Regions from separate parts of the Homo sapiens genome. Here region 1 is linked to region 2. The links are chromatin contacts, found by Hi-C or POLR2A ChIA-PET in ENCODE. All regions are on one chromosome and are shown on one strand. Each heading gives the region's core, a stretch centred on a gene start or an enhancer-like site at or near the end of the contact. The rest is flanking DNA. Distances are from core to core; before and after follow the strand shown. Region 1 overlaps SYT1 (synaptotagmin 1). Region 2 has its middle 130 kb from the start of MIR1252.

Evidence for each region. A loop is a pair of places that touch in the nucleus more often than their neighbours do. ChIA-PET counts read pairs that join two places held with the same protein, here RNA polymerase II (POLR2A). Pooled maps may share reads with other maps.
Region 1: a loop to region 2 is called in a map of PC-3, with 13 times the contacts of the local background. The contact joins two enhancer-like sites. A Hi-C loop is called at or near these places in 32 of 168 maps with a recorded cell type or tissue (Caco-2, Caki2, Calu3 and 26 more), 2 of 37 single-sample maps with no recorded cell type and 20 of 50 pooled maps. POLR2A ChIA-PET finds 5 or more read pairs at or near these places in 13 of 52 experiments (A549, AG04449, AG04450 and 9 more).

What each region holds. Positions count from the first base shown.
Region 1 is chr12:79,422,759-79,425,486 of GRCh38, reverse strand. All of the region lies in intron 9 of SYT1 (synaptotagmin 1), which reads right to left. Among named protein-coding and RNA genes, the nearest start is that of MIR1252, 4.9 kb to the right of the region's middle. Within about 2 kb of position 1,271, at least 4 of the 41 ENCODE cell types and tissues checked have a DNase peak (open chromatin) inside an H3K27ac peak, as active enhancers do; they include PC-3, PC-9, endothelial cell of umbilical vein and 1 more, where a contact is called at or near this core.
Region 2 is chr12:79,546,511-79,549,367 of GRCh38, reverse strand. No RefSeq gene overlaps it. Among named protein-coding and RNA genes, the nearest start is that of MIR1252, 130 kb to the right of the region's middle. RefSeq lists enhancers at 1,625-1,919, 1,362-2,090 and a silencer at 1,625-1,919. Within about 2 kb of position 1,332, at least 20 of the 41 ENCODE cell types and tissues checked have a DNase peak (open chromatin) inside an H3K27ac peak, as active enhancers do; they include PC-3, PC-9, endothelial cell of umbilical vein and 1 more, where a contact is called at or near this core.

The DNA.
Region 1 (2,728 bases), core at 22-2,521, 120 kb after region 2:
AAATTGAAAATGGGGCCAAAATTAGTTAATTGACTTAAACCCAAAATGTTCTGTGGAAAACAGACTGCCTGTACATGGTTTAAAAAATGGAGATTCCTAGACTGGAAGGCCATTGTGAACATGAACAGACAAAAATGGAGTTTATCTGGTTAAAGAACTTTTGAAACTTTTGAGGTTATATGAGGGGTCAGGTTTATTAAACATCGATTATCCAGCACTTTGCTAGATGATATGAAATAACAGCAGAAAATATGAACATTCCTGCCATTACCTTAGAAGAAGTGACAGTGGGTGGAAGGATGAGAGTAGAAAAAGGAGTGTGCCTGAAAATACAATAAGAACAAATATAAAAATGCCATAATACACGACCTTCATAGACTGGAAGGAAAATATTAGATCTGTTTGACCTCTTTGGGGTAACATTTGGCTTATATTGTTATTTGCTGCTTCTATGAACATAATAAAGGTTTAATTTTTATCACTGAAATTTTTACAAGTGCAAATTAAATGTCTCAAAAAAAAAAAAAAAAAAAGAAGAAGAAAAATCAAAAGCAAAACAAAACCAAAAAGGGCAGCAGCTGAAAATCAGTCTTTCCTATAAGGAGCAGGGCAATGATTAATGGATAACAAATTTAAAAACTTAAAAAAAAAACAAAACACTAGGTCTGCATACAATCACACACAAAACTATTTTATAGAAAAATGGGAGACCAAACAGAAGTTAAGAGAATATTTCATGACATAATTTTGAGAAAATCAAAATAGTCATCAAGTAGTCATAGTGTGTTTAGGAACTATTAATGGCCAATCAGTTTGTAAAAACCAGTCTTTACCAACCACCTGCCAACCACATTCCAGCAGTCCTTAAAAAGCCTCAAAAAGCAGTGGATGAGCAAGAAAAACTGTACAAATGAAAGAAATGTTAACATTGCTGAGAAATCAATACAGCCATGGCCATGCATTTCAAATTGTAGGAAGAGGACAGATGTCTATATGCTTATGCCTGTTGTTTGTACTACCCTCTCTACTCTTGGCATGCCTAAAGACAACTGGAATTTCACTAAAACCTTTGCAAATACAAATAATGAACAAATCCACACACAGCACACAAACACAATACATCCATGGCATTTGTTTGTAAAGGCACTTTCAGAGAAAGAGCATGATTCATTTGAAAGGCTCTCTCTGTGGTTATTTGTTTTCTGGTGATGCAGAAATTCTTCTAAATAGGTCATCATAATACTGATAATCATCTCCACGGTAACCAGCTTTCAAGGCAACTGGCTGAGGGTTACATTTCTAGATGGGGGAAATTGCATTAGAGGCATGGTAGTGACACAAGAAGCTGTAAGCTAGTGCCATTCGAATTCCCTTATACGTACAGCATTTATCAAATACTCTCTTTATAATCTGAACTAAGTATGACTTGTTTGAGGGACATTTGTAGGTGATGCTTCATCTCATTTTTAGGTAATGCTCCATCTATTAACCTAAATAGAAAAAAGAAATAACCAAATACTTGTTGGTTATTTCAACAAGTATTTGGTTATTTCTTTTTTCTATTTAGGTTAATAGATCCAGGTGCTTAGGCCTTCTAATGCTAACCCAGAGCCGGTATCTTGGGAGATTTCAGGAACAAGTGTTCACTCTCACCTTCCTCTCTCTGCTTGCCTCCATCTGTATAGGTGTTCGGCATATTTAGGAGAGGGACTAGATTTCTGTGGGATTGTGCAATAACATCTCGACCATAACATATCATGAAATTGAAGAATTTTTCTGATAAATGGGTTTCTTAGATCTGAGGCAATCCATTTTGCAGTGTCCAGGGATAAGACTAAGCAATTTCTTAGAACTATTCCACAGTTTAAGTCCTTGAAATGTTTTTTAGCCAAGAGTAAGAGGCTAAGCTGGCAAGGAACCCAACCAAACCACCTCAGCTTTATGTTTTTGTTTTGTTTTGTTGTGTGTATGTGTGTTTGTCTATGTCTTAAAGTACTTACAAAATTCTGAGGGCAGAGCTACTTCACAGCTGTCTTATACTTGCAGACTCTAAGGCTTAATTAGAGTTAAAAGAACTAGTTGAGGCCTCCAGGCTCAGGTGATAGAATGAAAGCAGATTATAGAGTCTCTCTCTTTCTCTTTCTCTCAGAACTAAAAACAAGGGATACCAACAATGAAAACCACTAGCTCCCTCCTTTCTAGTAATAAGTCAGCAATGAAATAAGGAAAAGACTGTAACCTAATAATATGGACATTAAAACAAAACAAAGCATGCATGCACGTGTGCACACATGTGTGGGCGCACAGACACACACACATACAATGCTGGCTCACAAAAGAACAGATCTTGGAGTGGTACAGTGTAGCTTCTAACCCTGAACTCCCTTCCTGCCCCTGGAACCTTACTGGTGAATTACTGAACTCTCAAGACCTCACTATAGTCTTCAGATCTGGAGAGAAACTAACTAAATGACTATCCTTATTTTTCTCATTTTTGTCTGAAGGGTAGTGGATTGGCTATTGGACAGAAGTGGGCTGCTTCTTTCTGACAGAGCATGTATCGGTAAAGATACCACATTGCATATAAACTCATTAGAAAGGGGAATCGTCTCATTTGTTCACACAGCTTACTTCCAGCACCTAGATTAGAATGTGCCTTGCAAAGGAGAGGGGCTCAATAAAAATTTGCTGAATGATTTTAAAAAATCCTAGAGTGTTCCCCTTCAGG
Region 2 (2,857 bases), core at 83-2,582:
AAAGTTCAAGGAGTTCTAAGATTTCTTTTTTTTTTTTTTTCTTTTTTTTGAGAAGGAGTCTCACTCTGTCTCCCAGGCTGGAGTGCAGTGGCACGATCTCAGCTCACTGCAACCTCCACCTCCCGGGTTCAAGCGATTCTCCTGACTCAGCCTCCTCTCCTGCCTCAGCTGGGATTACAGGCTCCCGCCACCATGCCTGGCTAATTTTTGTATTTTTAGTAGAGACTAGTTTCACCATGTTGGCCAGGCTGCTCTCCAACCCCTGACCTCAGGTGATCCACCCGTCTCGGCCTCCCAAAGCGCTGGGATTACAGGCATGAGCCACTGCACCCAGCCGAGTTTAAGATTTCTAGCAGCCTTCTTTTCTTTTTTCTTTTCTTTTCTCTATCTCTCTTTCTTTTTCTTTCTTTCTTTCCTTCTTTCTTTCTCTTTCTTTCTCTTCCCTTTTTTTTTCAGACAGAGTCTTGCTTTGTCACCCAGGCTAGAGTGCAGTGGTGTGATCACAGCTACTGCAGCCTCAAACTCCTGGGCTCAAAGGATCCTCCCACCCCAGCCTCCTGAGGAGCTGGGACTACAGGTGCACACCTGTATAATAGTACATACCTGACTATTTTTATTTTTTTAGAGATGGGGTCTTGCTATGTTGCCCAGGCAAACCTTGAACTCCCAGCCTCAAGTGATCCTCCTGCCTTAACTTCCCAAAGTGTTGGGATTACAGACATTAGCCACTACCCCTGCTAGCTTTGCTTTCTTTGGTACGCCCCGGCTAGGACCAAATTTACTGGGACCCCGTTTATACACATAGTTTCTCAAGCAGTGAGAAACATGTGCCCCTGCTCCCCATATTTGCATACATGACTAATCTACTAATAGCTTTTGACCATTTGGGCAAACCCTGCATTTAAGCAAACCAAATATTTGTAACTTGAATATGGAAACAAAACAGAAATCCTGTACAAATGGGCTGTGCTGGATTATTTAACTTTTCATTTCTTTGAAGGGCTCCTTTTGCCCTTAGAGATAGCATTTGAGAGAAACTCCAAAATTCAGGCAGAAATTCAGGACAAAAAAGCAAGTTTAACCTCTGGTTTCTGAACTGTGGTGCATATTAGGCAAGACTGTTCCGGATAGACCAGAAACTTTGGCCTGTGCAATTCATGCTGCATGTCGCTATGATGTGCATCTGGATGTATTCACCCTGAGGTTGTTTATTTACAATGAGAATTGAAGGAAAAGTTCAGAAACATCCTGTCACAGGATGTGTGGATAGGCCTGCTGAATGCTGAAGCCAGAGGAAAGCAGGAAAGTTTCAGCAATTAGTGATGGCATCGCCCTCTAGTGGTTTGTCCGTGGCTTAAAAATGAATATACTGCAGGTGTATCCCAGTTCTCCAAAGAATTGTCCCAAATAAACTGTCAGATTGTGTACGGAAAAGAGAAAAGGAGGGGAAAGAGGAAGGGAGCAAGAGGGAAAGAAAGGAGGAGGGAGAGGATTCTTGCCAGGATAGCCCATCTCAGCAGCTAGGAAGCTCTAGGAGCCAGGCTTTCTGTAGAAGCCTTCTGACATCCAATTAGGCCCTCAGTGAAAACATTTTTTTCCCAAGCTTCTGGCAAGTGATTCTAGCTAAAAGTCACTATTCACGATTTGTAATAGGGCCCTGGGTTCCTTTCCAGCCTCCACAGCTTTGTACCAGCTTCCCCTCCCAGGTCCACATTCCATTCCTAGGTAAGTCATCACACGTGCTGAGAGGTAGAACTGTCTGCAGGGCAAAGTGTGTAGGTAGACCAGGCTTCTTTTCTTGCACCCCCACCCTTCTTTGTTTCCTTTATGCCTCATTGTCATCTCCCCAAATACTTTTGCTGCCCTTTATACTTAATTTCCTGTTGGCTCCCCACAGAAGAGCTGGTGGCCCAATTCCTCAGGTGCCTGAAAGAATGTTTAGAGAGCTGCCTCAGCCTTTAGGGAATGACAGGAATGCTGAGAATTTCAGGCAGTACTTTTCAGACCCACTGGAAAGAAAGTTTTGGCCCAGAGATGGGGCGGGGTGCAGGGGGTGGGAGGGATGGGTTTGGGGGGTCTGTGTGTGTAAGAGGAGCTTCAAAACCACCTCAGATCATAATTACCTAAGGCTATGGACTTGTCTGAAGCCTGGGAGTCTCATCGTGGAGTCATCTCGTGTTTGTTGACCTATAGGAACAGAGGCCTCTGGGAAAGTGGTTGTTTGTGTAGCAAATTATAGATATGTGAAATTAATTTGGCTCTGAGTCTTGAGACATGAGTTATTTCTCATAATATTTTAGTCATAGTCCCCATAGTTGGTAAACAGAGTAAGAAAACTTTTCAGTGTTGAAATGTAGACTATTATTCCTGGGTTTGTTAAATCCTGGAACTTCTCCTGAGTCTAATTTCATTACAGGAAGGAGGGGAAATCGTGAAGGTTTGACTCAGAACTGTCACCACAGTCTTTCTGATTCTCTATCCACATAAAGTTTTTTATTTGGTTATTTTTGAATGCTTTTTATTCAACTCAGAGCAACTTCGTCTTAAATGGGGGGGCTAGGTAAAATAAGGCTGAGGCCTACTGGGCTGCATTCCCAGACAGTTAGGAATTCTAAGTCACAGGATCAGATAAGAGGTGGGCACAAGATACAGGTCATAAAGGCCTTGCTGGTAAAAACAGGTTGCAGTAAAGAAGCCGACTAAAACCCACCAAACCAAAACCAAGATGACGATGAGAGTGACCTCAGGTTGTCCTCACTGCTACACTCCCATCAGTGCCATCACACTTTACCCTATATGGTCTAAAAAGGGGAGGCATGAATAATCCACTTCTTGTTTAGCATATCATCAAGAAATA